Linked DNA regions of Homo sapiens: region 2 is linked to region 1. Evidence: read pairs that join two places in POLR2A ChIA-PET (ENCODE). Cell type or tissue: PC-9. All regions are shown on one strand. Each heading gives the region's core, and the rest is flanking DNA. Links, peaks and the distances in the headings are about the cores only. Region 1 overlaps DISP1 (dispatched RND transporter family member 1). Region 2 overlaps DISP1 (dispatched RND transporter family member 1).

Region 1 (17,014 bases), core at 5,506-13,505:
CAAGATATCATCTCTTAAAAAAAAAATTTCCTCTTGCTCTAGGTTAAACAATCTCATTCCTGTAAGCCAGACAATATCAAACAAGACCCTCACCCTTGGCAGTGAGGACATAATTAAAATGGAGATTTTATTTTGACTAACTGATGCACATAAAAGTTAGCATTTAATGTGCAAAATAACTCTCAACCATTTATTTAATTACTCTTAACCATTTCACCAACTTGAAAATCACCCATGATAATTCATCAACTAAGAAGACATGTTCTAATTCTTTCTCAGGCAGATACTGAAAACAAATAACTTTTTAAAATGTTTTAAACATCCTATGTTAGAATCGGAGACTATTTTCTTGCTCCCCCCACAACTCCTCCCCCAAATTCAAACAGGCTGAAATTTGGGGGAGGTAGCACAATGACATGGAAAGACTGTATTAAACATAATTTCTGTGAGCCTTGGTTTTCTCATGGCCTTGCTGTAGGAATCAAAAAGGTAAAGGACTATATTCATATAAAATATTCTTACATAAGAATATTATATATTCCTATATTTATATAAAGTGTTATTTCAAATAGAAGCTGCTTAAAAGGTATTCATAATTTATTTTGTAAAAAGATATTTAGTTCTTTTCTCCAGAAACATTAAAGATTAAATGTCACAAGGTTAAAATAACTTCATGTTAGATGTGTGCACAAGTAAACCAGATTAGGGCCCAAGTATATCAACTAGATAAGTTAATTTAAACTAGTCAAGAAGTTTAGCTTAGATATACAGGAGATATACGGCAATGAAAGTAACATAATATAACCAAACCCTGAAAGCAGCCTCATACATTATCTATTAAACACTGAAAACAGTATCTTCCCACCAAGTGCAGTAAACTGTCGTGTGGGTCATGTGGGTGACACATTTGAAAATGTTTTAAACCATTAGGCATCTTTTAATTCAAAAAATTTCTGTTATTATTAAATTCCCCAAGCCTCAGCATAACACAGTTACCCAAGTAACAAACCTGAATGTGTACACTTTAATCTATAATAAAAGTTGAAATTAAAAAAAAAAAAACAGTGGTACATGGCACATGTGTAAAATGGTTTAAGGGATAAGTGTATTAATATATTCCTGAATGAATGAACAAATGAAGGAACACTTCAAAAAATTTTTGGCAGGAAGAGTTTCAAGAGTTACAAATTAAGAATTTTCCATTTGTTTTTCAACCAATCACCTTTACTCTTTAAGAACACTCTATGCCACATAAAAACAAAGTTGATACTTCAGTAACTGTGTTCCCTCCCCAACAATCGGCTCTATGATCTCAGTGTTTAAAAAAAAATTCTATTTACCACTTCTGAAAAAGACATTTTGATACTGGCTTCAACTTTTATAATACATCTGCTAGTGCAGGCTTTTTCCACCCCAAACAATGTTTATATCCCTGCAGTTAGATTTCTTCCACATACTATAAGCTATAATCCACATAATAAAAGCTAAAATCCCTGACCAAAACTTTACAGATAAGTGGATTTAATAAGAAAGTGTATGTTTTTCCTCAACGAACATGACTAGTGAATATCAGATGTCACCAGTTCATCTGCAGGACATCAAGATACAAAGCAGGGGAAAAAATTACAGTAAAAATGTACTACTTACTGCGAAGACATAAGACTTAAATATTCCTATGATTCAGATTCGATGGGGAATATACTTTTGAAAATAAATCTGAAATGGACATGTACATGTTTTTACATTACATGTATGTTTAACTAAAACACCAAGTACTTTAGCCTCTGTACATACAGAAAAGTAAATATAATAAAACTGGTATGTATTTTTAAAATAAAAACATTCAAATGAAAGTGAAAGTGATAGATGTTAAGAAATGTTTCCTTGAGGGAGTAAGGCTTACCTCATTATTTCTAGATTTAACCACAACTATTAGGTGCAAAATAAAATGATTAATGACAGGTTCATTGAATTGCCTCCCAGAAGGCTTAATAAAGTATCCTAGAAATACAGTACAACTCCTCATAAATTTAGCCGACAAAGGCTTTTAAAAAGTATACAAAACTATATGCTAACAATATTTTTCATTATTTTTAAAAGTTTCATGTTTTTATTTTTAAACAACTTTGAGGTATAATTTATATACAATAAAATGTACAAATTTTAAACACACAGTGCAATGAGTTTTGACAACGAATAGATGCATCCATGAAACCACAACCTCAATGAAGTTACAGAATATTTCCATCACCACCAAAAGTTCTCTTGTAACCCTCTGTAGTTAATCACCCCACTATATCCCATCACAGGCAAACTGTGATCATTTCTATCATCATAGTTTTGCCTGTTCTAGAACTTCCTAAATGGAACTATATAATATATACTCTTTTGTGCCAAGTCTTTTATTCAACAGATATCTATAAGATTCATCCGTGCTGTCTTTTTATTGCTGAGGAGTATGCCACTGAATGACTATATCAAAATTTGTTTGTCCACTTCCCTATTCATGGATACTTAGATTGTTTTCAGTTTGGGGCTATTACGAATAAGATTCACATGGACACTCATAAGTTAGTCTTTTTGTGGGCACATGTTTTCATGTATGTATGGAATTACTGGGTCATAAGGTACATGCATGTTTACTAAGAAACTCCAAAACTTTCCAAGTGGTTTTGCCATTTCACACTTGTTTTTCATTCTCTCTGATACTTGAAATCCTTGGTCTTTTTCATTTTAGCCATTCTGGCAGTTATAAATGGTATCTCATTGTGGGTTTTAAATAATTTCCCTGATGACTAATGATGATGCTCATCTTTCCATGTGCTTATTGGCCATCTGTATATCTTCTTTGTGTGTCTTTTCAAATCTTTGCTCACCTCTTAAAAGTTGTTTGCCATGTAAGAGTTCTTTTAACATTCTAGATACAAGCCCTTTGTCACACATTGTATTACAAATATTTTCTCCTACTTTGTACCTTGCTTTTTCTTTTTACCTTTTTTTTTTTTTCTCTGAGATAGAGTCTCACTCTGTCACCCAGGCTGAAGTGCAATGGTGCGATCTCAGCTCACTGCAACCTCCACCTCCTGGGTTCAAGCAATTCTCCTGCCTCAGCCTCCGGAGTAGCTGGGATTACAGGCGCCCACCAGCACACCCAGCTAATTTTTGTATTTTTAGTACAGACGGGGCTTCAACATCTTGCTCATGCTGGTCTCAAACTCCTGACCTCAGGTGATCTACCTGCTTTGGCCTCCCAAAGTGCTGGGATTACAGGCATGAGCCACCGCGCCCAGCCTCTTTTTTTTTGAGACAGGATTGTGCTCTGTCACCCAGGCTGGAGTGCAGTGGCAGGATCATGGCTCACTGCAGCCTTGACTTCCCAGGCTCAAGAAATCCTCCCATTTCGGCCTACCGGTAGCTGGGACCACAGGCATGCATCACCATGCTCAGCTAATTTTTTTCATTTGTAGAGACGGTGTCTCCCTATGTTGCCCAGGTTGGTCTCGAATTCCTGGATGTAAAGCTATCCTCCCACCTGGACCTCCCAAACTGCTGGGATTACAGGCATGAGCCACTGCACCTTGTAGCCTCGCTTTTTCATTTTTTAAATGGTATCTTTTGAAGAGCAGAAATTTGTAATTACGATAAAGTCCAATTTATCAACACTTTAAAAAATCTTATGAATAGGCTTTTTAAAAAATCTTGAGAAATCTTTGTGCCTTTCCTAAGGTCACAAAGATTCTCTATGTTTTCTTCTAAAAGTTTCATAGCCTTAGGTTTACAGCATTTAGGTCTATAATCTACTTTTAGAAAATTTTTATATTTGCTGTGGGATAGAGATCAAGTTTTCCCTCTCCACCTGCAAGAGATCCAGTTAACCCATCATATGTGGAAAAGACTGATCCTTCTCCATTGAATTACCTTGGCACCTTTGCTGAAAAATCAGCCGGCCATGTATGTGTGAGTCTTTCAGGACTCTTTATTCTGTTCCATTGATCTGTTTATCAATCATGTTATTTTAAAGAGATAAAATGTACATTAATTATTCTGTTTGTTATAAACAGTCAGAACTGGGCAACTACTGATGTATTCCCAGCATTCCCTCACAAAGGAAAAGAAAATCACAGATTGCGAAAAATGATGAGATAAATGGCAGAAGTTTGTATTTCATCATTTTTTTAAAAAATCAGTTATTCTTAAAACAATAAATATAAGCCAAATTAACAGTAAAATGTGTTGAATTTATTTTCTAAGTTGACTGGTATTCGGTTAACTACTTGGAAAGAGTACAGTGGCAAAAAAGCACCAAGGTCTACAAAAGGTTCCTAATGAGCCTTTCAGAATTTCCCTGATAACTTCAGCTGAGCATTCAACTGGACAGTATCTCCTTAGGCTCATCCCTGGTCAGCTGTTCCAAACCATAACAACCTACCTCTGGTATCTCAGCCCTGCCCTTTGCCCATCACAATTAAGAAATGTGAGTGTACTCCTTTGGAAAGAAAACTGAGACTATTCTCTAGATTTTCAAATGCATCTGTATTTCTACCCATCCTGAAATCCTTCCCCCAAAATAAGGAAAGAAGAAAGGGTGTCCCTACTCAGATGCTTATTTTTCTACCTGTGGGTCCTTAATCCCAGCCTTTGGGTCAAATCAATCTCTTAGGTGGTGTTTCTAAATCTTTAGGAAATAAATTGGAATCTACAAGAATTCTCAATCTCGTAGGTTATTCTGTATTTTTCAAATATTTATTTATGTGTTTTAAAATAATAATGATGGCACCCGCAGCCCGTCTGGAGCAGCCGCTGCAGCGTCGCCGGCTGTAGCAGGGGAGGCACAGCCGGGTTCGTGGTGCCTGTTCCAGGGAGCCAGCGGGAGCGGGAACAGGTGGGAGCCCCACCCATTTCCGAATTGGCAAAGCAGGAGCCCCATGCTCCCAGGCGCAGCTACAGCCACCCAGCCATGGCTGCGGACCCAGGCATCTCTGCACTCTTGGGGGCCCGAGAAGCCCCCTGCCCCCACAGGCTTGGAAGTGACTGCTCCTGCTGCCTGGCCTCCCCCTGCTCCCTGCTCCCAGCACTCGCTCTGATTTGGGAGCAAAGTTGAAGCCGAGTCCAGGCGCTGTCGCAACCCGGGCGGGTGTGTGCACAGTTGAGGCAGTGCTAACACTCCAGCCCCCTGCTGCCTCAGTCCCCTCTGGACTTTGGGTGCCTACAAGTATGGGAGGGAGCCCGAGGGGGCACTGAGGGTGGCTCAGCATTGGCCTGCAGGTGCCTCTCTGCAGGAACAGCCTGGGCGCGATGGACTAAAGTGACTTACGGTGTCAGGAGGCAGACTGGCTCCTGGGTGGAAAGGGGTAGGTCCCTGGTGAAGCCCCACCTTCAAGCCAGGGACGGCCTGAAGCCTGGGGACCGGGCTGTCAGTTCTAGGTGAAGTCTGCACCGGGAGTGAGAACTTAGGGAGCTTTTTCTGGGCCCAACCATGGATCAACCAGTACACACTTCCTGCCTTATGAGACCCATAACCACCCACCCAGTCAGATTCACACAGACATGGGGACTACCGGCTGGGAGAAGGAACTACCCACTTCACGTCTCCTCAACTTGTAGGGATGACCTGCCTGCGGGAGGGAGCTACCCACTTCGGGTCTCCTGAGAACTGTTCTGCCACTCAATGAAGCTCCTCTCCACCTTGCTCACACTCCAGTTGTCCATGTACCTCATTATTCCTGGACACGGGACAAGAACTTAGGACCTGCTGAATGGCAGGGCTGAAAGAGCTGTAACACAAACAGGGCTGAAACACGCCCCCACTCCATTAGCCACGTTGTGGGCAACAAGAAGGAGAGAAGGGAGCCCACATCTAGGAGCTCCCGGAGCCAGGGTTGTGACACTCTCTTTGGGGCTCTGCAGTTCCTGGCATCTCCAAGCTTCCAGGCACCACCACATTCCCCTCATCCAGACATGGGTGCCCGCAGTGGAAGCTGCATGCAGTACATCTGGTCAAGCCGCAGCCTTCCATGGAGTCAGTGCCGGCGCCTGGGGCTGCCCGCCCTGCCACAGCAGCTGATGTGCCTAGCTGTCTGTGCACAGCAGCCAGACCTCACACTCACTCGCCCACACAGCCCTCACCGCTCCATGCCTGGCTTGCCTTTGGCAGGTGTGGGATCCGGGCCGGTAGCATGAGCCAAGCACAGCCTGCCAGGTCGAGTGGGCGGAATGAGGCCAGCAGGCACAAGCAGTGCTCAGGAAGAAGGCTCCGCCAGCTACAGAGGTTTCCAGTTGGCGAAGTAACATCCCAAGGATCCCATGACAATAATGAGTGACAGTAATTATTATATACAGTGAATAATTTTTCCATGATAGGGTTATTATCCATTTAATAGAAAACCACTAAAGTTTTAGTAGTTTTCTTAACACAAAAGATTTAATAATAAAGGCATGGTTTATAATTATCAACCAATATATTGTGGTATTGTGATAAGATCGATATTTTCGTAACATAAAAATGATCTATACCTGATATAGACATCTAATAATAGAAAACATCAAGTGAAGTAAACATTAACACATGTCAAATAGAAATTATTTAAAAATTTACAGATGATATCACAAATATTTGATATTTAAAAGCCACCAATTTTTAATAAAAATTTAAAACACATAAAACATTAATTGCCTTGAGACTTGACTTTTATTTCATGACAAACATTCCAGACATAGAAAACTTTCTTTCATGTTGCATAGATGTTGGTGTGATCACCAAGCTGGACATTCAAACACATTTTGCTTCATTTAAGCTCATTTTCTTCTTTAACAATAAAAATATTTTGTATGCTTGCACTGATTTCGGTTTTGCCATTAAAGTGAATATTGCTTTGCTAATCCAGATTACAGATGTTTCTGATTTCACATCAAAGTGTTCCATAGCCACACTGTGATCATCTCTTGCATTTATTCTGTCAAAAGTATTTACAAATAATCGTAGCCTGTAGCAGATACCAAACACTGGAAGCCCTCAGCAAACATTATTAGGTATAGTATTCAAGTAACGTAACATTCAGATCTCCTAGCAACATTAATAGCATTACAAAGAATCACATGTCCAAATGACCAATTTAAGATTTTGCTGTCAAAACTTATTATTTCTCGGGACACCACTCACTGGAATCATATACAAAATATACTATGTGAATAAGCTTATTCATACTTACGTTATTTGCAAGAATGATTCACCATTAGCAGTAGTCAGGGCTAGGAATACACACTAGTACACGGCAAAGCCACAATAAGACGTGAAGCTTTCTGTCCTGTGTTCCTCTCCAGCTTCCCAGAAATAGCCATCTTAACCTTTGACTCTCTGTGTCATGTTTCCTGCTGTTGCTGCAGACTTGATGTCCATGAATTTAATCAGTAACCTCTGCCTTGACTGCTAAACGTGAAGGAAAATTACAATACCCTGCCTGTTTTCCTGATTTCCCCACCAAATTTTTCAGCATTTGGGAATCTAGAAAAACATAAAATTCCTGAGAAATGCCAGGAAGCAAATCCTAAATGGGAACACTTCTCTTACGTATCTTTATGTAAGGTATCACTCCCTCCTCTCCTCTCCTCTCCCCACCCCCATTAATTTTCTTGCTCTTGGTTTTCAGTCATACAAGATCTTCCTAAGCTCTCTACCATCTTCTAAAACTTGTATGTGCTTCCCTGTATCACCTTCCCTTCATTGCCAATTCTTAAGATAGTTGTTTATATTTACTCCTTCTTCTTCTCCATTGGCCTTTTACTCCTCAACACACACACACCCAAATCCTGGCTTCCACTTTCACTATTCTATAACCTGTTGTACTCACTAATCACCTCAAACTGGCAAATGAGATCAGATCTCTCTCCAGGTCTCATCCTACTTTACCTTCATGTAGCATTTGATGCCATCAACCAATCCCTCCTTCTCAAAACTCTCTTCTAGCTTGGTTTCCCAAGCAGTAATCCATCTACTTTTTCTTACTGCATATTGTTTTTCCTGCTTTTTTGTTTTTTTTGTTGGCTTTTTATTCTGGCCCCCTCTTTAAATATGGATGTTTTTTAAGGTTCTAGGTCTCAGCCCTCTCATCTAAAAGCATTCTTCCTGAGTAATTTTAGCCTACTTTTGACCTATAATATAGTTTACTTCCAAATCCTTATTTCCAGCTTCAATCTTTCCCTTGATCTATAGAAAGAAATTTCTATCTTTCTACTGGATATCTCTACCTGAAAATGGTGAAAATACTTTCATCACAGCTATAGGTAGGAAATTATCTTTGATTATTCCTTCCTTCACAGCATGTTCAGCTGGTCATTAGGTCCCCTCTATCTATTCTACCTTCAAAATGTCTCCGGAATTGTCACTTCACTCTTCCTCTCAGTTTCTATGCTTCAGCTACACTTCATTTCTTAAATGAGCCATGCTTCTCCAACACAATACCTTCACACATGCTGTTCTCTCTTCCTGAAAAGTCATCCCCCCTCCTCTCTTCATCTAGCTAACTCCTGGTATTACGGGTTGGATTATGTCCCCCTCAAATTCATATATTGAAGTCTTAACCCTCAGTACCTCAGAATGTGACCTTATTTGGAAATAAAAGCTGTTGTAGATGTAATTCGTTAAAATGAGTTCATACTGGAGTAGGGTGGGTCCCTACTCCAGTATGACTGATGTCCTTATAAAAAGAGGAAATCTGGACACAGACAAGCACATGGGGAGAACACAATGTGAATGTGAAGGCAGATCAGGCTATTGTGTCTACAAACCAAGTAACACCAAAGATTTCCAACAAACCACCAGAAGATAAGAGAGAGGCATGGAACAGATTCTCCCTCATAGCCCTCAGAAGGAACCAACCCAGCCTACATATTGGTCTTGGACTTCTAGCCTCCAGAACTGAGAGACAATACATTTCTGCTGTTTAAACCACCCAGTTTGTCATACTTGTTATGGCAGCCCTAGAAAACTAACACCTAGTTGTAGCTCAGATTTAAGCTCAAATGTTACTTCTTCCAGAAGTCTTCCCCGATTCCCCCAAAATGAACTATCCCTTATCTCCCTCATTTATCAGCTCTCATAAACACTCATTGCTTTTCCTTTACAGCATTTATCATATTTATCTATGTGATTAATTATACTAAAATTATCTCCTCTACTAGTCTGTAAAGTAGATCAGCTCAGGTACTTCATTAGTTCTCCCTGTATTACTCACTTTGAAGTACTGATCCCTATCTGAAATGATCTTAATCATTTATTTAAGCACTTACCACATTTATTACTTATTTCTCCCTCCACAAAGCACAACCCTAAATTATAGAACAGTGTCTGGCACATAGTTGGTGTTCAACAATTATCTACCAAATGAACTAATGCATAAACTCCAATAGAAGAACCCATAAATGTTTTGCTCACTAATGATTATATATCCAGTTCTTAACATATAGAAAGCTGGTCATATAGAAAGCAATAAATAATTATACATGTTGAATAAATGAGCCTACTTAATAAGTATTTCACTATAAGGAAGCTTATCACTTTAAAAAATCACTTGTAAATATTAACAGTTTGGAGATGATAACCTTTCATATGCTAAAGTAAATCTTTTTTAGTTACATTAATTTACTTCTACTTTCCAGTTGATATTTAATATTTAGAAACATATGCCAATAAAACAGCTTGAAAGGCACAGCTCTAAGCTATGACTGGTTTCAAAATGATTTAAATTCATAGAATAAAAATACAGAACTTCACTACTTCCTTGGTTAAGGTTTCTGCTCTGAAACAACAAAATGGAAAAGTACAAGTGTAAAAGAAGTTTTCAAGATAATGAAATCAGAAATTGTCTTCATTTTATATTACTGCAGTAATGCTGACAACAGTAAGTAATTTTTAAAAGATATTTTTACCCATTATCCCATGTCTCTTAACCTAACAGGCATTTCCTGTTTCTGTGTTTTGTGTAGTCTTTGCCCCAAGGCATATATAGTTCATGTAGTTATAATAAAACGTGGCTCTGTGAAAAAAAAAAAAAATAGTTGCATGGGGAAAATGATAAACCAACCCAATGAAAAATTTACATTTGGAAGAAAAATTGTATCACAAAAGCCAGAAGATATTATCCCAAGTGCTACTGTTTGCATTCTCTCATCTTTAATCAGAAAATCTCTTGAAAGAGTTCCCTTTAAACAGGAGGCTTAAGGAACTGAGGAAAAGCATTTCCTGGAAGAAAACAGAATCACCCATCCTCAATCAGTTCAGCAGACAAGGTATACAAGGTAACTAGATACCAAGCAAAACCCTGGCTTTCAAAGGATTAAACATCAATTTATTTAATACTAGCCTACTTAGATTTTGAGGGTTTTTTCTTCTCCTGTTCTTAACATAAAACTTCTTGACCTCAGAAGAATCCCAATACCTTTTCCCAAAATATGCCATATAGTGTAATAAAAAATATAAAATATACTCCACCCAAATTATAAAGTGTGTTTTTAAAGAGTTGGAATCTTAGGGGAAAAAAACATTTATCTTAAATGTCTCAAAGTAACATTCCCAACACACAAAAAACTGATAAATGTTTGAGATGATGGATATTCCAAGTAATCAGATTGATCACTATACATTATATGTATAGAAACATCACTATGTACTCCATGGATATGTACAATTATTATTTGCCCATTTAAAAAATTTTTTGAAGAAAGAGAAAAAAGTAAGCAACTGAATAAACTAAGAAATCTCTTCACAGCCTTTCAAATAGAAACACACACACACACACACAACTGACAAAGCCAGTTACTCAAGATAAAGTTGTCACTAAAATAACAAAAAGAAACCTTGCATTTTAATTGTTCTATAAAAGGTAATATTGTTGATGTTTAAGACGATTTGGTTACTCTCTCAGTATGTGGGAGAAAATAAAAATTTTCTAAATACTTTCTGGCTTGCTTTTTATCTTCAATGTACAACAGAATACATTCTGATAAACGCACTACATAACTCAAAATTTAATACAGCTTCTCCCATTACTTTGGGCATTCTAATTTCACAATTTTTATGCTACCCCACCCTCGGCATTCCTTTGCTCCATAAAAAAATTTACTTAAAGTAAAACTTTTTACCCTTTTTACCCAATAAAAATACCAAAGAAAATTGTACTTTAAAAAAACTTTTCCTTAAGATTGGCTTCTTCAGCTTGAAATTTTTAACTTTTTAAAAGATGGTTTGTTCAATGTATATAATGTGTGTAGAGATTTGCTCTGTCTCATTCACATGCATGCAGTAAGTAGCCAGCCTATATTTCATATGTGATACTCATTATGATTGGCTAGTAAATCTAAATTTAAAAATTACTAGCGAGACTTTCTTTCCATTACACACTGATCACTTAGAAGTGAGCTCAGGAAACTCAAGTAGGACTATGTTGTGATATTTCAGGTAATTTTATAAAGCTAAACCATCTCCTAGAAATGTTCTTAAATGAAACAACTAGTATGAAATGCAACCTGCTCCTAACAGTCAGGCAGATCAATTTTGAAAATCCACCCAAAATTGTGAACTGAAACTTCTACAGTCAACATTTCAGGGATCTGAAGCCAAGAACCCAAAAGGGTCCCAACCTGAACCCAGATTTAATATCAGTGACTGAAATAATGAAATTATAATGGTTCAGCAGTGCCACTTCTCTGCTATTGTGACCTCTATACCTTGTTCCAATTGGTCAAATTAGGACAAAAGATCTGTTTCCATTCTCAAAGACATCAACATTTTGAACATAAAAATATTAAAAACAAAAACAGGCCGGGCGCGGTGGCTCACGCCTGTAATCCCAGCACTTTGGGAGGCCGAGGCGGGTGGATCATGAGGTCAGGAGATCGAGACCATCCTGGCTAACAAGGTGAAACCCCGTCTCTACTAAAAATACAAAAAATTAGCCGGGCGCGGTGGCGGGCGCCTGTAGTCCCAGCTACTCGGGAGGCTGAGGCAGGAGAATGGCGTGAACCCAGGAAGCGGAGCTTGCAGTGAGCCGAGATTGCGCCACTGCAGTCCGCAGTCCGGCCTGGGCAACAGAGCGAGACTCCGTCTCAAAAAAAAAAAAAAAAAAAAAAACAAAAACAATGTGACATTTATAAATTACCTAATTCAGGAAACTATTATGTTTAAAACTAACATAAATATTTTGAACTATGAATTTAAGAGTAATGAAGAAGAAAATACGAGTTTCTTTATCTCAACTGCCTGAAAAATGCCCAGATATTCTGGCTACAATCAGAACAGCCAATCAGAAGGATGACATACAGGCAGGAAAATAAGGGCTTGTACTTCAGGTATTCAAACAAGTATTTTAAAAATGTGCCTGCCTTAACAAGCAACATTTTAAAGTGTAAGAGGGTAATACACACCAGCTTTCAGTTTCCAATTTCCCATTAATCTGACATCAAGAAAGAAACCTGATAACTTGGTATCTCTGAAACTGAACCTTCAGCTTCTGTGATTATTTTTCCCCCATTCGAAATCCTTTTTAGCTGGTTTTAAAAAATGTCTCAATCACAAACTTTGTGTTTATGTAAAGTTGTGCATTTATCTATAAACAAACCCTCCCCAGAAATGACTGCAGTTAAACATGCCAGTGCCCAAAAAATTCTGAGAGATGCATGACATCAAACTAGGAATTCCCATAAGGAATCATTTTGAGCAACTAATCCTCTGCCTCTAGGTAAACTAGATTAATTCCAAATGATCTCTCTCAAAACTCTTATGTAAATATGATGTTTCAAATCACTTACAGCTACTTTCAACTCTTTTTTGGCAAAGGATTTTTGTTTCTAGGCTTCCTAGGTCAACTCATTGGCCCTATGTAAGTAAAGATTGCCTTGAATCACTCTTCTTCAAAGGAAACACAACATAAATGGTCTCTCAAAACAGTTCTGACATCAAAGTACGATCTGGCTTCCTATACCTTCAGAATTGACAGGGTTAATCTATGCAAGTTAAGGAACTTCAAAGAGCTGGCACCTAGCCAGCCACATTTGTGCTCAGTTGTCTTCTTCTATACCAAGTTAATCCTCCTTAAGGAAGAAATGTAGGTATTATTACCAGGGAGATCTAAACTTTATCTTCATAGAGTCAGTGGAGCTTTATCTGAAAATAAGTTTGGCTGGCTTTTGCAATGTGATTTTTAAGCACATAGTAGATGCTCAATAAACATTTCATGACTACATGAACGTCTGAACCCGACAGCATATGAAACTAGTGCAAACTAACAGGTGTGGTAGCTGCTCCTATCATTGGTATTATTGCCTAATAAACCTCAAAGCGTTGCTTCTGTTGCTGTCTCTACCATTCTGTCAACACTCACTGTTCAGATTTTCTATAGCCTACCTCTCTTTGCCATCAGCATCAGAAAAATGTAGAAGTATAAAAGGAATTTGTGTATGAGCTCCATTATCTGAGTTGGAAACGTGTCGCTGAAAGGTCTTTTCCCTCATCCCCTTGTCTCCCCATGATAGACATGGAGGAACTCTGAATGCTACATTATATACATAGTTTAAGCCTATACATCTCCTTCCAAGTTGCCCTATGAAGTAGTTTTCAAACTTATTCACATGGCAAAGCACCAGAAAATCGTGATGCTTTTATATTTAATTCTATCATACAAATTAGGAATAATCTCAGTAGGAGAAAATACTAGTCCGTGTGTATGTGTGTCTGTGTGTGTGTGTGTGTATCCCCATGATAGACATGGAGGAACTCTGAATGCTACATTATATACATGTTAGTACATATACGTATATTTCCTCACTCTGCCCACTCAAAGGACCCAGAAGCAATGACACCAAGGAGCAGGAAGCACATCTAGCACTCAGACTTGGTTTCTAAATGCCATTCTTCAATAAAAGAAACCAGGAGCCCGGGCAACATAGCAAGACCCTGCCTCTAATAAAAATTAGGAAATTAGCTAAGTATTGTGGTAAGCAGCTGTAGTGCATACCACAACACTTGGGGAGGCTGAGGCAGGAGGATCACTTGAGCCCAGGAGAAAGAGGCTGCAATCAGCTGTGATTGCACCACTGCACCCTAGCCTGGGTGACAGAGCGAGATCTTGTCTCAAAAAAAAAAAAAAAAAGAAAAGAAATCAGGGCTCCTTGGAGCTCTAGGGTGGGTGCTGGGAAAATATAAGATGAGCCTGGAATATCTTGTGGTACTTCAAAGTATGGAAGTGCTCAAAAACATGTGGAACGGACACAAAAACCAATTCAAAGGAACTCCAAATGGCCAAAGATGGAACAATTTAAGCAAAAATATAAATTAATAACAGTATTGGATTATAAGCCATGGAATAAAATAAATATTCATGAGGCCATACTTACATAAACAAATGAGGAAGAAGAAATGGATCTTCCTTACAGTAGCTTTCCAATTACTGAATGTAGAAGAAATGTAGAAATTTAAAAGCCATCATTAGACAGGCCAGGTGCGGTGGCTCACCCCTGTAATCCCAGCACTTTGGGAGGCCGAGGCGGGCGGATCACGAGGTCAGGAGATGGCTAACATGGTGAAACCCCGTCTCTACTAAACACACAAAAACAAAATTAGCCGGGCGTAGTGGCGGGCGCCTGTAGTCCTAGCTACTCGGGGGGCTGAGGCAGGAGAATGGCGTGAACCCAGGAGGCGGAGGTTGCAGTGAGCCAAGATCGCGCCACTGCACTCCAGCGTGGGCACACAGCGAGACTCCGTCTCACCAAATAAATAAATAATAAAAAGTCATCATTAGACACATACCATAGTAATAATTGTAGGCAAGAACCATCAGTGGATGCTAAAATCAGTGAGCAAAAGATACTCATTAATCATGAAGGGAAAAATAGTAACTTTACAGAGTAAAAACTGGGCAGACACCTTAACCAAGTGATCAAAGTTAACATCACCAATAAGGCATACGGACACCATATACCCCTGATATGATGCATTAAGACTTATACAGCATCCCTTCTGTAGGATGCATAGCCAAAAATGCATAGCCTCCATCTAAATATGAGAAAACATAAGCTATACCCAAATTGAGGAACATTTTTAAAAAGAAACCTTAAAAATGCTCTTTAAAATTGCCAGGGTCATGAAAGATAAAGACAGACTGGAGAACTATCACACATTAACAGATTGGAAGAGACTACGGAGACACAACAATTTAGTACAGTGTGGGATCCAGGATTGGATCTGGGCCAGAGAAAGGATATAAGTGAAAAAACTGGCAAAATTGAAATTAATAGAAGTATTATAATAATATTAGTTTCCTTGTTTCAATAATTGTGCTATGGTTATATAAGATATTAACATGAAGAAAAGCTGGGAACCCAGGAACTCTATGAAAGTTTTCTGAAAGTTTAAAATTATTTCAAAATAAAAAGTTAAAAAAAAAAATCCCTGGGCCAGGTGAAGGGATAAGAATTTCAAGGGAGAGAGCCAAAGTGATTCAAATTCAGTTATCTGGCAGGAGTTTGGGAAGTTTATTCAGCAGCAGTGGTTAAAGAGGAGAATAACAGATCCAAACAGTAATTATCTACTGAGAGTCAATTATAGGACAGGCACTCTATTAGGCTACCAAGATGAATAAGAAAAGATGGGTCCTGGTCTTCAAAGAGCTGTAAGTTCAGTAGCTTTCCTTACAATCAGAGCCCCTCTCACCTTATAAAATATAAATGGAATGCCTTCTATTTTTGTACAGGTGTATTTTGCATTTTGTCTACTTGTAAGCAAACACAGTATACTGTCAGTTTTCCTTGTTTTAAGTATAGAATTGTAACACTACACAGCGTACACTTCCAGAGCCTAGTATATATTTTAACAGACCTTTTTGCAAGCACACTTACCACCATATGTGTATAACTAACAATATGCTTATGCCTGTGCACCTCTCTCTTAAAACTCTTGAACAGCTTGTCTCTAAACAATGTATAATCTTTATTTATTTATTTATTTTGAGACAGAGTCTCGCTCTGTCGCCAGGCTAGAGTGCAGTGGCACGATCTTGGCTCACTGCAACCTTTGCCTCACGGGTTCAAGGAATTCTCCTGCCTCAGCCTCCCAAGTAGCTGGGATTACAGGCATGTGCCACCACGCCCAACAATTTTTGTATTTTTAGTAGCGACGCGGTTTTACCATGTTGGCCAGGCTGGTCTCAAACTCCTGACCTCGTGATCAGACTGCCTCGGCCTCCCAAAGTGCTGGGATTACAGATGTGAGCCACCGTGCCCAGCCATCTTTATTTTGAAAAATGTGGACATTGAAAAAAATGTTTCCATAAAAACTTTGTATATATGTACATTGTTGGTGGTGGTGGCGGTACTGTTACTGCTTCTAAATTTTTTTTTAGGATTAATTTTTATGCTTGGAATTAATGTGTTAAAGCGTATGAACACTTTTATGATACTTAAATTGTATTACCAAATTGCCCTCTAAATCCTACACCCAGACAAATCTGAGCCTTAATATGTTTAAAAACAAAAAATGTTAGTTAAAAACACATGAAATTATTTTCCTACCTTATTTGAACTGGCATTTCTTTTATGACTAGTACTATCTCATAAGTTTCTTCACTATATGGAGATTATATATATTCTAAAGGTTGATCTAATCATAATTTACATGTAACAGATCTCAAGATTCTCTCCGAAAATTTTCTTTTGCAAAAATTTCTTTTTTAGCTTCTCTAATACTTTTTAATATTTTTTCAGTGTATATTAATTTCTAAGCATTTATACAAATACACTCTGCAGATATTTAATATAATCTTAATTGTCATCAACATTTATTTCCAGTAAGTTTAGCCTGTCATAGAAGATAAAGAATTTATATAACTCCATCATTAAATGCTTTCTTTGTTCTGTCAAATTCCATACAAAACCAAGTCAGAAAAATGGGAAATGACCTAAAAGTAAAACATATAATAAAGGAAAATTTAAAACTGGAACAAAGGAAACATACAGAGAATATTTTTCT
Region 2 (17,014 bases), core at 4,255-12,254, 76 kb before region 1:
ATCAACCGATTCTTGCTACTAGCTGAATATGACATAACAATCGATGTTGTCACACCCACAAGCCTAATTAGAATAAGAGACTGTCAGAACTGTAAGAAACCCTAAAAGTCATCCCACTTAACACCTTTATGAAACAAAGGAGAAAAGGGTCCAAGATCATAGAGCAAGTCAATGGCAGAGCCAGGTCTAGAATCCAAATATCTTGACTTGATCCCGTGCTTTATTGGCCACATACTGAAAAGGAAAAGCTGAACACTGATGCAGGCTATGAGGTATTGCTTGTGAACTGAAAATGAAAAGGAACGCAGAAATGGGAAGAGCTTCCTAATCAAAAGCAAATGGCACTTGTGCACAAGAGGGCATATGCAAGGATGTCCACTGAAGTGTGACTTACAATAAGGAAAATAAGTGAGAGCAACCTTAATCTTAATGTTCACTTATTAATAAGAAGATTCTTAAATAACCTTACTGTTCACTTGTTAATAAGAAGATTCTTAAATAAATGGCGGCACATCCATGCAATGGGGCACTACACAATGTGAGTACACATTCATATACAAACATATACATACACATACACTGATATGGAAAGAATTTTAAAACAAAATAATAAGTTTCAAAACAACTCATACTGTATTCATATGAAAAAAGAAAACTAAATACAAAATACGTAAATATATTTTAGAAGCTCAGAAGGGAACTTGGCAAATCAATAGACCTGTTTACCAGAGAGGAAAGAAAAGGATTAGGAAAAGAATAAAAAGTGAGTTTCATTTTGCATTTTTGAATTCCTCATGAGCATATGTTCATAAATTAGTTGTATAATTAAAAAGTGAACTGAATTTTTATAAAGGGTAATTGCATATGTATTCATTTATGTACATGTGATAGAAACATTTTATTTGAAAATTTCTCACTTCTACATAATTTGGGGAGAATGGGGCATCCTGGCTAACTCTAATTTAGATGAAAAGAAGTAACATTATACAAAGATCATACATTTCCATAAACTTAAAATACATTTAATACAATCTATAGTTAATTCTGTTTAATTCACTGCCAGTTTAAGTGATACCAAGTAATTTGATGACCACTGGAATCACCTGGGTAGCTTACTAAAACTAGAGATTTCCAACCCCCTCCCCAGGGATCTGGTTCAGTAGGTCTTGAAATAGAGACTACACAGTCAGAGCTTGAACCACTGTCTTGGACAATTTGCCAGGAAAATATGACCTCCAGACAAGAAAAAATTAGAGAACAATACACTGAAAGTAATTATAACGTATAGGTACAGTACAAACATTACGTGAATGAATGGGGAATAGGAAGATAATATTGGACCAGAGTAGTCCAAAGAATAGCCCCTGAAACTTGACCTAAGAAACAGAATTAGAATTAAGGTTTGACATAAGTAGGTTTCAGATAGAGAAACAGAAAGAAAAGGAAAGGAAACAAACCTTGTGTCAATACCTATAAGCAAAGTCAGTGAGGATTTACTATGAAGGACTAGTGAGGATCACAACTTACTGGATTAGGGGTTGTTTGAGGGGAAGCAAGAGATTGAAGTGGATAATAGAAATAGGAAGTGGCTAAAGTTTCTTGAGTAACAACTGATAGGATAAAAACACTATTTTCGGAGGACTGATTTGGTAGCAATGTGTAGGATGAATTAGCTAGGGGAAATGCTAAAGGGAAGGAGAGCAGGTTAGGAGCTACTGCAGTGACCTAGAATAAAGAGAAAAAAAGGAAAATAATCTTTAAGTAATTTAGAAAGCCTCTGACAATCTTATCAATATGTGAATCAAAATTATAAGCATCTATTGTCATAAATATATATGACATTATAAGAAAATAATTCTGGTGACATTTTGGATAAACCGAAGTTTATATATCCTATGCATGTTATAACATATTTCTATGTTCACTATTGTCTAATATTTTATATAATTATATAAGTACAATTAGAAGTGCCTCAAACTATAATCGAAAATATCTACTGAAGTGAAGTTAGTGATAATTTGAGTTACAACACAAATAAGTTGTTCAAAAGATTAGTCTACAGGTTGAGGGTACGGTTTTATAAGTACATTTTGGAACTTACATTAAGCCTAATTCAACAAATATATTTTATTACCTTCATTAAGATACACACACATTTCTCACTTTCAAAATTTTATGGATCTTACATAAAATACTAAAACCTTTCCACATTTTCACTATAAACTATACAAATTGCATAAAGAGTTTTTGTGTTAATTATAACCTCAGTGAAGATATGTTTGCATTTCTGAAAGTAAGTTCAAATTATGTATTTTATATCTAAGATCCCATCTCAAATTTGCTCATTTGTTAACAGGACAAGGCCTTCATCAATGAGACCACAGATCAAAAGTATAAATACAATCATAATTCATCAATGTGCGGATTCTCTTTTCCTCCAACATTTGCTTAGTTTCAATTTGTAGTTTGTCTACATTGTGTTCAATGTAAGAACTGTTACTTAAGCTTAAAATTACAGAAACATTATTAATCTTTCTTAAGTTCATTTCCCACATATCTTGGATCATTTTGTCCCTACAGAATTATTCGGTATCATACAAGGTTGAGTTTGGAAGGTTAAAAGTCACACCTGCTATGAAAAAAAAAAACTTGGGGGGTGTGGGGTTAAAAAATAATAAAAAATCCACTGTATCAAAATGAACTCCAACGGTGTAACCAATACCTTGCAGCTGTTGTGATATCTTCATTTACAGGCCAGGAGGAGAGACATTTCCCTCAAACTTCTATAGAAATTCTTTAGCTATGCTTTTAAGGACAAAAATATACAGTGAAATTGATTTTTCTTCCTGATCTAAACTTTCTCATGCTTAATCTCTAACTTAAAATTTAAATTTTTGTAACTCAAATCATTGTCAAAAGCTTTAATAAGGATCAAAGCAAAACTCTAACAATCAGCGTTAATAAAAATAATACTGATTTAGAAGGTTTTCTTCTCAAAATCTGAGATTAGAAAAGAAAAAAAATCAACTAAACTTAAAATAATTAAACTGAGGAAATAATGAGACTTTTCTGACGAAAAGTAGGGAAAGCCACAAGATGCTGGGGCTGCATGACCTCAAACTGTAATAATGTCCCTTTTACACTTTGGCACTAGGGCAACCAGGGAAAACTTTAAATTCATTGTATTCAATTTGTCACGGTGTAGATTCTGTTTGCAACTCCAGAATCTATTATACATGCCAGTGACACCCAAATACTATGTGACAACTTTTAGAAACAAATTCTAAGTATAATGTATTTTTTAAAAGACGGCAATGAGAAATCAGAGGACCAGTTTCAAACTGGGTGTTAATCTTGGGTTTTAGCCTCTTTGGCTTCAGTCTCCTCTGTAAAATAAGGAGAGTTAGATTAAATTATTTCTAAGGTCCTTTCCTGCTGTGAAATTCTATTGTATTTTCCTGTGGAATTTTAGATAATTCAAATCACCACATATTTTAGTCTCCTAAAGTATTTCAACACTCTGGCATGGCTAAAGCTAGTGAGCCAGGTTCCTGTAATCAAAATTTGATGTTAAAATATTTCACATGAATAGGCAATAAAAATGATCCCCCCATAAGGTAGGCAAGAACTAGTATTTTAAAATGCTTTGAAAAATAATGCCGGCTCTTTATGTGAACGGCTAGAGACAGACTTTTTAAATGACTAGATAAATGGCTTAATAAAAAAAAAGAGCTCAAAAATGCTTGCTAGGAAGACAGAGCAGAATTCTCCATCTGTCTGCCTTAGATGAAGGTGGAGATTGATGAACGGGTGACACTAATAACACATCCGTGCTGGTGCATGTCACACTGTAGGAAATAACGCCAGGTTACTAAAGATGGTCATGTTGAGATTGCTCAGGAATCGTCTAGTTTACCAACCGAGTGAGTTTTATCAGAAGAGCAAATACGAAAGAGTGCTCAAGTTAAAAGGGGTATTTAAAAATTTCCCAAAGTACTTTTCCTGAGTTTCTCATTTACTATCTCAGAAAGGCAATATACGCCCCTCTTTTTTCATTCTAAAAATTTTCCTTTAGTAGACTTTTTCACTTAATGTTTTGTCTATTCTAAAATATAAAGTTTAATTTTTAAAGGAAGAGGAAAGCTTTAATGAGGAATATATTTTCTGTATTAATGTTGGTTTGTTTTCTGATTATAAAACTAACACATTTTCCTGAAGCCTAAGAAAATGCAGAAAATTACACAATTACCCATATTCTTACTACACAGATAAAACATTGTAACTCTTTTTGATCTATTTTCTCTGAATATTTTTCCTTTTTGCCTAAATATAGAAATTAAATATAAACAAAATTATGATCACACTAGATGCATAAAGTATTATCACTTTGGATTAGCATTTTCCATATAATTAAAATCTTCTGAAAACATGATTTTTAGTAGCCACATGTTCCATTATATTTGCCATTACTTATATATCACACAATTGTAACCATACTACTACGTTACGTTAGATTGCAACTTGTTTCTCATTTATTTGTAAGAATCTTGAATTAAAGCTAGGAAACATCCCCAATTGTGGCAAATAGTTTTCCTAGTTTGTGGTATTTTTCAAGATGGTTTTTGGATAGGCATTAAATTTTTTTTCAACACTTTGTATTTTTCTTTGTAATTTTTTTTTTTTTTTTTGAGACCAAGTTTCACTCTTTTTGCCCAGGCTGGAGTGCAATGGCATGATCTTGGATCACTGCAACCTCTACCTCCTAGACTCAAGTGATTCTCCTGTCTCAGCCTCCTGAGTAGCTGGGATTACAGGTATGCACTACTGCGCCTGGCTAATTTTGTATTTTTACTAGAGATGGGGTTTCACTGTGTTGGCCAGGCTGGTCTCGAACTCCTGACGTCAGATGATCCACCCACCTCAGCCTCCCAAAGTGCTGGGATTACAGGCGTGAGCCACCGTGCCCAGCATTTTCTTAGTAATTTCTATGACTGCTTTTACAATTAAAGAGTCATCCTTGATCCAGATGTTAGTTTTTCCCAATTCCACTTACTTAATAATCTAGGTCAGCTCTATTACTTTCTGATGCTTCAATTACCATCTTTGGTAAAACTCCTTTTTTTTTGAGACAGAGTTTTGCTCTTGTCGCCCAGGCTGGAGTGCAATGGTACTATCTCAGCTCACTGCAATCTCTGCCTCCCAAGCTCAAGCGATTCTCCTGCCTCAGACTCCCAAGTAGCTGGGATTACAGGCATGCGCCACCATGCCTGGCTAATTTTGTATTTTTAGTAGAGACGGGGTGTCACCATGTTGGCCAGGCTGGTCTCGAACTCCTGACCTTAGGTGATCCACCTGCCTCTGGCTCTCAAAGTGCTAGGATTACAGGCATGAGCCACCATGCCCAGCCAAAGCTCTGTTTTAAGGGGGAAAAAAATCTAAAAATTAATTTTGACATAATGTACAGCACCCAATATTGTAAAAATAATAGCTAATCATGGCACACTTGTGCAGCTATGGGATTGAATTTCCAGAGTCTGGCTGAACCGTCCAAATTCATCTTGGTATGGGCTATAGTTTCATGTCATCTAGTAACAGTTATTCACTGAGGTTTAATTAACAGTGGGGATGAACGTAGATTCTGAGTTGGATGGTCTTTCTAGAACTACAACAGTGGTAACAGAAATCTCTCAGTTAACTGGTGCCCATTTTGTTAGCCAGGTTTTGGGAAACTGGGCAGGAGAATAGTGGGAAAATGGGGATCTATTTTCTGATTCCTCATTTCCTGAAGGGGAGTTGCATATGGTTTCTTGGCTTGTAAGAAGAAAAGAATTTTAGTCTGACCCCATTTGAGAATGGGAACTAAGTGGAAGTCAGGAGCCCACTGAGTTATCAAGCAGTTTGACTTTATGGAAGTTTTATGTGTGCTGTGCAGTTTGTTTCATTTTTCCTAGTGTATCCATTGATGTGTCTACCAGTTCTTTTCGCAGAATCACATTGTTTCATTTTGGCTTCAACACAGGCAAGTCCCAGGGCAGAATACATTAAAAAGATCGTAATTCCCTTTTCGAGAATGGGTTTACAGTGTTATTCTTGCATCTGTAGCTTGAAAATAATTCTAGTCAGTGAAAGACCGGAGGATTAAATGGGCCCCAAACCAAATATAAGAACTATAATTCTCTATGGTATGCACATGCTAAATTAGAGTCTAGAACAAAGATCCTGAAGGGGCTTTCAGTTCATTCAGAACAACTTCATAACAGGACAAATGCATGAACACCAAGACTCCCGTATGCTTTCCTTGTGCATATAGATCTTTCTTACAAAGCAAACTCACATTCAATGCCAAGTCAATTGAGCTTACTAAGTTTTCCCAGAACCTGACTTACATCATAGGTTGAAGTATTTTGCAGGAAAAAGTCTTATATATGTAGAATCCAAGGGCTCTCTGTTGTCATAAATGTTCAAATCACCCTTTCTATTCCTTCTTCCTGGCCTTAAATCTGGCTCTTTCATATGGAAAACTTAAATCTTTCTATAATCTTGGCTTGCTTCTAGATACCATCTTTGACAGAGAGATGGAAAAGATGTGTTATGACCTCTCCTAAGAAGGGTTGCCTAAAGACAGCCCTTTATTTTCTCAGCATTATTAAATCATTCATTTTGTCATCTCTTCTCCACACTAAAATTGAACAGTAAGAAATCAAAGATACAATTTCTGCTCTTAAGTACCAAACTAGGAAGATGAGAGGCTAACAGAGATGCAACTGGGAAAGCAAATAAGGGAAGACAGGTGCAAGAATGTGATCATGTCACAAAGTCCTCCACTTCTCAGATTCTGAAATCAAAATGCTGCTTAATGTTGCCATCTTCACATCAAGGGGGAATATTTCTACATATGTATACATGTATATATATAATGTAGATATATATATATGTAGATCTATTCCCCCTTGATGTGAAGATGGTGACATTTTGAAGATGGTGAGGTGGCAACTCAGAGTGGAATTGGGTTTATTAATAATCTCTAGTAAGAGCAGACCTGAAGGGAAATCATCTCCCTTTTCCTCCAACTGCATATATCCTCCCTCCCACTCCATACCAGGAATCCAAAAATTAATAGAGTATTGTCCCTGCCTTCCAAGTGTATATGGACTGGCCAAGAGGGTGAAGGAAGTTTTAAGATTGGTGGTGGGGGGAGTTCTTAAATCCCTTACATCATTCTTTTAAACCATTCTGATTTCACTCAAGTCTTCAGTGAAAGGCACTAAGTTAAAGTGTAGAGTTTGATGCATTTTTACATATGTACACATCTATGTAACCACCACTCAGATCACAATATACAACTTTTCCCAGCACCTCAAAGGCTCACTTGTGCCTCTTCCCAATCAATAATCATACCCTGTCCCCAGAGGCAATCAACATTCAGGCTTCTATCACCACAGATTAGTTTTGGCTAAAGGATCACCTTTTAAAGACAGCCAAAGATAAAAGTTTAAGCAAAACCTTACATAGTTAAAATTCAGGTTAATTCAACTTTATGAAAATACATAAAAATGAAGTCCTAGTAATGTTTTAATCCTATTAATGAGTGACTCCTAGATGAGATTTAATTGATTTTTTTCTCTTGAAGTTTTAGAAATACCTTTTCCAATGACTTATGAGGTATAGATCTTATATAACCTGTAGAAGGCCTCTGATGAGCAACAAAACTTCACTGATCTACAATAAAACTACTACTGGTACTGTTATTTGTCATTATGTTATTTTTCCTAGGTTATTATTTTTAAAATCCATACTATTCTGCCTCCCTACATTTTAGTTTCTTTCCAAGTTTGAGTTCCCACCTGAATCAACAATATCTAGTTACAATAAGTGGGTATACTTACTTAAGTGTAATAAACAAAGAAATGCTTCAGTGTAAAAAATTACACTGATTTACAGTGTAAAACTACAGTGTAAAAATTAACTCTGATACTTTGGTTTGACAGAATATCTCTATCTATCCATCCATCCATCCATCCATCCATTTAGAGACAAGATCTTGCTCTGTTCCCCAGGAGTGCAGTGGCTCATTCATGGCTCACTGCAGCCTTGATCTCTTGGGCTCAAGTGATCCTCCCTCCCTCCTCAGCCTCCCAAGTAGCTGGCACCACAGGCATGTACTACCATGCCCAGGTAATTTTTTTTTAAGAGACGAGGTCTCACTGTGTCGTCCTGGCTTGATAGAATATTTAAATAAAGCTGTCCTGAAGGCTAATGTGAATATAAAAATAACCACAACAGTGATAAATATAGACAGGAAATAGAGATCTGAAATTTTAAAAAGTTGATGGGGGTAAGAAAAAAACTGAGTGAGATATTATGGAAATGACAGTCATATGAAAGGGTGAAAGAAGAGGCTCTGTTAATTGTGAAAGAGGGCAGAAATGGTCGCAGTGCACAGAATAAAAAGAAAGAAAAGCATAAGATCATGGAATGCAGAAAAAGAAAACTGTTTAAGAAGAGGTGGTAAACAGAGACTGCATGCTATAGAACTAAACAGGAGAAGAAATCAAATGAGTTTGTCAAAGGAGTCACTGACCTGGCATTGCCAGGAAAGTAATGGTGACAGAAGAAGTTAGACTCCAGGGCACTAGCAAGAAAAAAGACCATATGAAGTTAAAGTATTAAGTATAATAATATATTTAAAATAACAACAGTCAACATTTACAGACTTTACTATGTGCCAAACACTGACCTAAGCACTTGACATATATTACAATATTTTAAAATTCTTAAAATAATTCTATAAGGTAGGCATAGATTTTACCGATGGAGAACTAAGGCACAGAGAGGTTAAAGAAGTCACCCAAAGCCACATAGTTAAAGAGGCAGGATTCAAACCCAGGCAGCCTACTCCAGAGCCTACATTCTTAACCACTAGGCTATACTGCAGCGAAATTTTCTATTGTTTTCATAAAGTAGAAGGTGCTACTGCCCATGTATGGGTGTTAAGAGAGTAAACTATGATTTGAGTTAACATGGAATAGAAGAATACTTGAAAAAAAAAACTACTGAAGGAAGTGTGCTTGGGAGTTAGCTGTGAGGACTAAGTTGTGACAGAAGCATGAAACCAGAATGGGTAAAATCTGCACCGTTTCCATTTTCTTCCAGCAAGCAGTGTTTGTTAGCCTGGGAGCTGGAGCAAAGGCATCAAAATTCCTGAAGATGACAACACAGAGCTTTAACATTTAAACTAGAAAATTCAGTTCAGATAATTTCTCCAATTACTACTAGCGTTTTCAAAAGCCCACTGAAAAACCCACTGCGTATCCTGCACCAGGTAAGGTGTTAAAGTACAACATGATATAAACAGGCTAAAGGAATTAGGTGGAATTCTTCTTCAGGGTCTGTGCAAGGTAGCACTGTGAATATGCTGTTTCTATGATCTAAAAATGACCAGGGCAGCCTATGACCCATCACCTATACCCTCACGATTATTTGTGTGATCCATGTGATTTCAGTTCTATGATCTCAGGACTGAACCTGCACAGCACCTGCTACGTAGTAAGCACTTGTTAACTGTTTCTTAAGCTATTACTGAAACGAAAAAAAAAGTTATAGCAAGAAAACAAAAAATATTTCATTCTCTTGTGTTTGCACAGCATAGAGTGGTGATTAAGAGGAAGGCTTCGAATCAGACACACTTAAACTTCATTCCACATTCTACCACTTACTAGTAACTTTTTAATTAATCTTCCAAACACTTTTTTTTTTTTTTTGAGATAGAGTCTCGCTCTGTCGCCAGGCTGGAGTGCAGTGGTGCGATCTTGGTTTGCTGCAACCTCCGCCTCCCAGGTTGAAGCGACTCTCCTGCCTCAGGCTCCCAAGTAGCTGGAACTACAGGTGCCCACCACCATGCCCGGCTAATTTTTGTATTTGTAGTAGAGACAGGGTTTCACCATATTGGCCAGGATGGTCTCGAACTCCTGACCTTGTGATCCACCTGCCTCAGCCTCCCAAAGTCCTGGGATTATATGCCTGGCTTTTCTTTTTTTTTAATTAAGGATCAAGATAATTTTATTTAGGCAGAGGACCTGAAAGAGACAATCCCCAAATTAACTTGTAAATGAGATTCTAAGAATTCTTCTAAGTTTTATAACGCTTTATTTTTTTCTCTTCTTTAAAATTTACTTTAAGTTCCGGGATACATGTGCAGAATGTGCAGGTTTGTTATATAGGTATACATGTGCCATGGTGGTTTGCTGCACCTATTGACCCATCTTCTAAGTTCCCTTCTCTCACCCCCAACCCCCCAACAGGCCCTGGTGTGTGTTGTTCCCCCCCAGTGTCCATGTGTTCTCATTGTTCAACTCCCATTTATGAGTGAGAACATGTGATGTTTGGTTTTATGTTCCTGTGTTAGTTCGCTGAAGATAATGGCTTCCACCTCCATCCATGTCTCTGCAAAGGACATGATCTTGTTCCTTATAATGGCTGCATAGTATTCCATGGTGTATATGTACCACATTTTCTTTATCCAGTCTATCATTGATGGGCATTTGGGTTGGTTCCATGACTGTGCTATTGTAAATAGAGCTGCAATCAACATACTTGAGCATGTGTCTTTAATGATTTATAATCCTTTAGGTATATACCCAGTAATGGGATTGCTGGGTCAAATGGTATTTCTGGTTTTAGATCCTTGAGGAATCGCCATACCGTCTTCCACAATGGTTGAACTAATTTACATTCCCACCAACAGTGTAAAGTGTTCCTACTTCTCCACAGCCTCGCCAGCATCTATTGTTTCATGACTTTTTAATAATCTCCATTTTGACTGGCGTGAGACAGTATCTCATTTTGGTTTTGATTTGCATTTCTCTAATAATCAGTGATGTTGAGTCTTTTCTCATGTTTCTTGGCCGCATAAATGTCTTCTTTTGAGAAGTGTCTGTTTATATCCTTTGCCCAATTTTGATGGGGTTGTTTTTTCCTTATAAATTTGTTTAAGTTCCTTGTAGATTCTGGATATTAGTCCTTTGTCAGATGAGTAGATTGCAAAAATTTTCTCCCATTCTGTAGGTTGCCTGTTCACTCTGGTGATAGTTTCTTTTGCTGTGCAGATGCTCTTTAGTTTAATTAGATCCCATTTGTCAATTTTGGCTTTTGTTGCAATTGCTTTTGACATTTTCATCATGAAGTCTTTGTCCATGCCTATGTCCTGAATGGTACTGCCTAGGTTTCCTTCTAGGGTTTTTATGGTTTTGGGTTTTACATTTAAGTCTTAATCTACCTTGAGTTAATTTTTGTATAAGGAGTAAGGAAGGGGTCTACTTTCAGTTTTCTGCATATGGCCAGCCAGTTTTCTCAGCACCATTTATTGAATAGGAGATCCTTTTCCCATTGCTTGTTTTTGTCAGATTAGTTGAAGATCAGATGGTTGTACATGTGTGGTGTTATATCTGGGGTCTCTGTTCTGTTACAGTGGTCTATATGTCTGTTTTGGTACCAGTACCATGCTGTTTTGGTTACTGTAGCCTTGTGGTAAAGTTTGAAGTCAGGTAGTGTGATGCCTCCAGCTTTGTTCTTTTTGCTTAGGACTGTCTTGGCTATACAGGGTGTTCTTTCATTCCATATGAAATTTAAAGTAGTCTTTTCTAATTCTGTGAAGAATGTCACTGGTAGTTTGATGGGAATAGCACTGAATCTATAAATCACTTTGGGTAGTATGGCCATTTTCACAATATTGATTCTTCCTATCCATGAGCATGGAATGTTTTTCCCTTTGTGTCTTCTCTTATTTCCTTGAGCAGTGGTTTGTAGTTCTCCTTCAAGAGGTCCTTCCCATCCCTTGTTAGCTGTATTCCAAGGTATTTATTCTTTTTGTAGCAATTGTGAATGGAAGTTCATTCATGATTTGGTTCTGTGCTTGTCTATTGTTGGTGTAAAGGAATGCTTGTGATTTCTGCACGTTGATTTTGTATGCTGAGACTTTGCTGAAGTTGCTTATCAGTTTAAGGAGTTTTTGGACTGAGACGATGGGGCTTTCTTCTTCTTTTTTTTTCTTTTTTTGAGACAGAGTCTTGCTCTGTCACCAGGCTGGAGTGCAGTGGCGTGATCTCAGCTCACTGCAACCTCTGCCTCCTGGGTTCAAGTGATTCTCCTGCCTCAGCCTCCTGAGTAGCTGGGACTACAAGCGCACACCACCATGCCCAGCTAATTTTTGTATTTTTAGTAGAGACGGGGTTTCACCATGTTGGCCAGGATGGTCTCCATCTCTTGACCTCGTGATCCACCCGCCTCGGCCTCCCAAAGTGTTGGGATTACAGGCGTGAGCCACTGTGCCTGGCGATGATGGGGTTTTCTAAATATAAAATCATATTGTCTGCAAACAGATACAATTTGACTTCCTCTCTTCCTATTTGAATACGCTTTATTTCTTTCTCTTGCCTGCTTGTCCTGGCCAGAACTTCCAATACTATATTGAATAGGAGTGGCGAGAGAGCGCATCCTTGTCTTGTGCTGGTTTTCAAAGGGAATGCTTCCAGTTTTTGCCCATTCAATATGATATTGGCTGTGGGTTTTATCATGAATAGCTATTATTCTGAGATACGTTCCATCAATACCTAGTTTATTGAGAATTTTTAACATGAAGAGATGTTGAATTTTATCAAAGGCCTTTTCTGTATCTATTGAGATAATCATGTGGTTTTTGTCTTTGGTTCTGTTTATGTGATGGATTACGTTTATTGATTTGTGAATGTTGAACCAGCCTTGCATCCTGGGTATGAAGCTGACTTGATCATGGCGGATAAGCTTTTTGATGTGCTGCTGGATTTGGTTTGCCAGTACTTTATTGAGGATTTTCGCATTGATGTTCATCAGGGATATTGGCTTGAAGTTTTCTTTTTTTCGTTGTGTCTCCTCCTGGTTTTGGTATCAGGATGATGCTGGCTTCATAAAATGAGTTAGGGAGGAATCCCTCTTTTTCTGTTGTTTGGAATAGTTTCAGAAGGAATGGTACCAGCTCCTCTTTGTACCTCTGGTAAAATTCGGCTGTGAATCAGTGTGGTCCTGGGCTTTTTTTTTGGTTGGCAGACTACTAATTACTGCCTCAATTTCAGAACTTCTTGTTGGTCTATTCAAGGATTCAACTTCTTCCTGGTTGAGTCTTGGGAGGATGTATGTGTCCAGGAATTTATCCATTTCTTCTAGATTTTCTAGTTTATTTGTGTAGAGGTGTTTATAGTATTCTCTCATGGTAGTTTGTATTTCTGTGGAGTCAGTGGTGATATCCCCTTTATCATTTTTTATTGTGTCGATTTGATTCTTCTCTCTTTTCTTATTAGTCTAGCTAGTGGTCTATTTTGTTAATTTTTTCAAAAAAAAACCAGCTCCTGGATTCATTGATTTTTTGCAGGGTTTTTCATGTCTCTATCTTCTTCAATTCTGCTCTGATCTTAGTCATTTCTTGTCTTCTGCTAGCTTTTGGATTACTTTGCGCTTGCCTCTCTAGCTCTTTTAATTGTGATGTTAAGGTGTCAATGTGACATCTTTCTAGCTTTCTGATGTGGGCATTTAGTGCTATAAATGTCCCTCTTAACACTGCTTTAGCTGTGTCCCAGAGATTCTAGCATGTTGTCTCTTTGTTCTCATTGGTTTCAAAGAACTTCTTGATTTCTGCCTTAATTTCATTATTACCCAGGAGTCAATCAGGAGCAGGTTATTCGATTTCCATGTAATTGTGTGGTTTTTAGTGAGTTTCTTAATCCTGAGTTCTAATTTGATTGCACTGTGGTCTGACAGACTGTTACAATTTCAGTTCTTCTGCATTTGCTGAGGAGCGTTTTACTTCCAACTATGTGGTCGATTTTAGAAAAAGTGCCATGTGGCACTGAAAAGAATGTATATTCTGTTGATTTGGGATGGAGAGTTCTGTAGATGTCTATAGGTCCACTTGATCCAGAGCTGAGTTCAAGTCCTGAATATCCTTGTTAACTTTCTATCTCATTGATCTAATATTGATAGTGGGGTGTTAAAGTCCCCCACTATTATTGTGTGGGAGTCTAAGTCTCTTTGTAGGTCTCTAAGAACTTGTTTTATGAATCTGGGTGCTCCTTTATTGGGTGCATATATATTTAGAATAGTTAGCTCTTCTTGTTAAATTGTTCCCTTTACCATTATGTAATGTCCTTGTCTTTTTTGATCTTTGTTGGTTTAAAGTCTGTTTTGTCAGAGACTAGGATTGCAACTCTGCTTGCTTTTTTTTTTTTTCTTCCCCATTTGCTTGGTTAATTTTCCTCCATCCCTTTATTTTGAGCCTATAACAATAATTTTTCTTTTTTCTTTTCTTTTCTTTCTTTTTTTTTTTTTTTTGAGACAGAGTTTTGCTCTTGTTGCCCAGGCTGGAGTGCAATGGCACAGTCTCGGTTCACTGCAACCTACCTCTCCCAGGTTCAAGTAATTCTCCTGCCTCAGCCTCCTGAGTAGCTGGGATTACAGTCATGTATCACCATGCCTGGCTCATTTTGTATTTTCAGTAGAGACGGGGTTTCTCCATGTTGGTCAGGCTGGTCTCAAACTCCTGACCTCAGGTGATCCACCTGCCTTGGCCTCCCAAAGTGCTGGGATTACAGGTGTGAGCCACCGTGCCCAGCCAACAGTAATTTTGCAAAGCTTAGTTTCTTCATCTATAAAATGAAAATGACAGTAATAGCACTGAATTCCTTGGGTTGTTTTCAGGATTAAATCAGAGAATGCATGTAAAATATAGCACAATGCCTGGCATATAGTAAGGGTTCAATAAAATCATTAATACTATTGTTATAGATTTTAATTGCAATTTTATGCCATTAAAGTCCACTTACTTCACTAGTCACACAAGTTCAGTTCACAAATCAAGTTCCATGTCATAATTTTAAAAAATTCTTTATACTCAGGGAAGAGTGTTCATAATTACAAAATATTTTGGAAAATTTATAGTCACGATAAAATTTATTAAAATTCTTAGAAAGGTAACTTTGTTATAAAAATCACAAATTACTAAAAGGAGATAATAATGTGATGAGAATTAGAAAGAATTTAAATATTATGCAATCTAAATTGCAATGTTGATAAAAAAAAAACTAAACATTCTTAATTGCTTATATGACCTGATATAGTCAAGGACATCATTAATGTAGAAGCCATATATAGCTGGTTACATGTTCATGCAAAGCCTATATATTTGCAGGTGAGAGAAAAGGAAATATATGACTTCAAAATGTTCATCTTTTCCCATTTTGAAACCTTTATGGGATACTGATGTTCTGGTTAAGCATATTCTATAATATAATCTAAATTTTAAAGACTTAATTCACAATGACGAAGAATTGCTTTTCTTTTAAATCAAGAGTTTTAAACAGAATCTCTTAGTTTAACCAAAGAAGACTAAAATATATATTTTCTAAACTATGCAATACAAAATCGTATTTAAAACCATGTTAAATTTACCTCTCTTCAGATATATCTAGACACTGATGATTATAACTATTTCTACCTTCAATAATGAATGTCCACACCTTAAATTTACAAATGTATATTCTTTTTATAAATGACAGGAATATGCCAGTCCAAGGGAAAACATAAAGCGTGTATTTCAAAATGACTAAAGTAGCTGCTCAAGTGTCTATGGAGTATGGGCAATCTTACTGATTAATTTTCTTTGCTGTCTTTTACTTTTGTCTACTTTAAAGCCCATTTAAGCATTCAATGGCTATTGATTAGCTAAAAAACAACACACCTCTAATTCAGTGGTTAAATAATTTACAATTTTCCCGCTGGAAACATTAAGAATATTGCTGAGAAGATGTGTTAAAAGACTGCAGTGAACAATGACAGAAATGTGCTGTGTGCATGTATTTATAAATCCCAGGGCCAACTCAACCACAACTTTTTGGCAAAAGAAAGATATCTGATAATTAAATATGTCAATCTGATGGTAATGCCACAGAGCAAAAACGCACACTCATTGGATCTGCTTAACAGTTATCTCAATTAAAAACTGAAGAAGGCATTTCTACGTGATGTTACCTTCAAAAATAGGTTTTCTGCATAATGTACATGGTCTCTGCCAATTCCATATGAACTCAAAAATCCTATAAACTGGAACAAATCTAAGCTGGAACAAATCAGATTTTCATGTAACAGCTTCAGTTCCAACTTAGGTTAGAAAGAAACTTTTCTCTTACTATAGCCTGGTCCTAAGTAGAAAGCAAGAAATGATACTGTTTGTTATTTCAGTAAACAAGAAAGGAATTGTGTTATCTAAGACTGGGCAGGAATAGGGGAGAGATCTTGAGGCGTCATTTTCTCTTATTAATTATTTCTTCTTAAGATGAGTCCCAAGGCCTAGCCGATCACTAGTTAAAGGGCAGCTAGGTGCCCTTTAGAAAGGTGAAAGAAGCAGGGTATGGGAAATCCCTTTATTTTATTTTTTATTTTTTTATTGAGACAGAGTCTCATTCTGTCACCCAGGCTGGAGTGCAGTGGCATAATCTCAGCTCACTGCAACCTCCACCTCCTGGGTTCAAGCAATTCTCCTGCCTCAGCTTCCCGAGTAGCTGGAATTACAGGTGTCCACCACTGCGCCTGGCTAATTTTTGTATTTTTAGTAGAGACGGGATTTCACTATGTTGGTCAGGCTGGTCTTGAACTCCTGACCTCAAGTGATCCATCCACCTCGGCTTCCCAAAGAGCTGGGATTACAGGCGTGAGCCACTGTGCCCGGCCTGGGAAATTCATTTTTAAACACATTTTTCTCTGCCACTTATCAGGGGGAGAAGAAAAGAGCAGTATTAAAGGTCAAAATATAATGTGGCTCTGGTCCTCCCATACAATGCATACCCCAAAAGCGGAATCTAAGAATGCTTTTTTTTTTTTTTTTTTTTTTTACAATAGTAAAGAAAATAGTTTAGAGCAATTAGAAATCTGAAAAGGATGACAGGTTAATTCAAAGTCTTTTTAAATGATTGAAAAAGCTTTGGTTAAAAGG

The links. Peaks named below come from ENCODE experiments on the same cell type or tissue, not always from the same donor. Only the 100,000 strongest peaks of a DNase experiment are listed, where the experiment ranks them.
Region 2: POLR2A ChIA-PET joins it to region 1 with 14 read pairs; 2 of 35 experiments call an interaction of 5 or more read pairs at or near these places.

What each region holds. Positions count from the first base shown.
Region 1 is chr1:222,882,597-222,899,610 of GRCh38, reverse strand. All of the region lies in intron 1 of DISP1 (dispatched RND transporter family member 1), which reads right to left. Among named protein-coding and RNA genes, the nearest start is that of DISP1, 76 kb to the right of the region's middle. In PC-9, for the core only: no CTCF peak of the experiment used is centred there; a DNase peak (open chromatin) is centred at 9,960; H3K27ac peaks cover 1,006 bases.
Region 2 is chr1:222,957,045-222,974,058 of GRCh38, reverse strand. The region is part of intron 3 of DISP1 (dispatched RND transporter family member 1); the gene reads right to left. Among named protein-coding and RNA genes, the nearest start is that of DISP1, 150 kb to the right of the region's middle. In PC-9, for the core only: no CTCF peak of the experiment used is centred there; no DNase peak of the experiment used is centred there.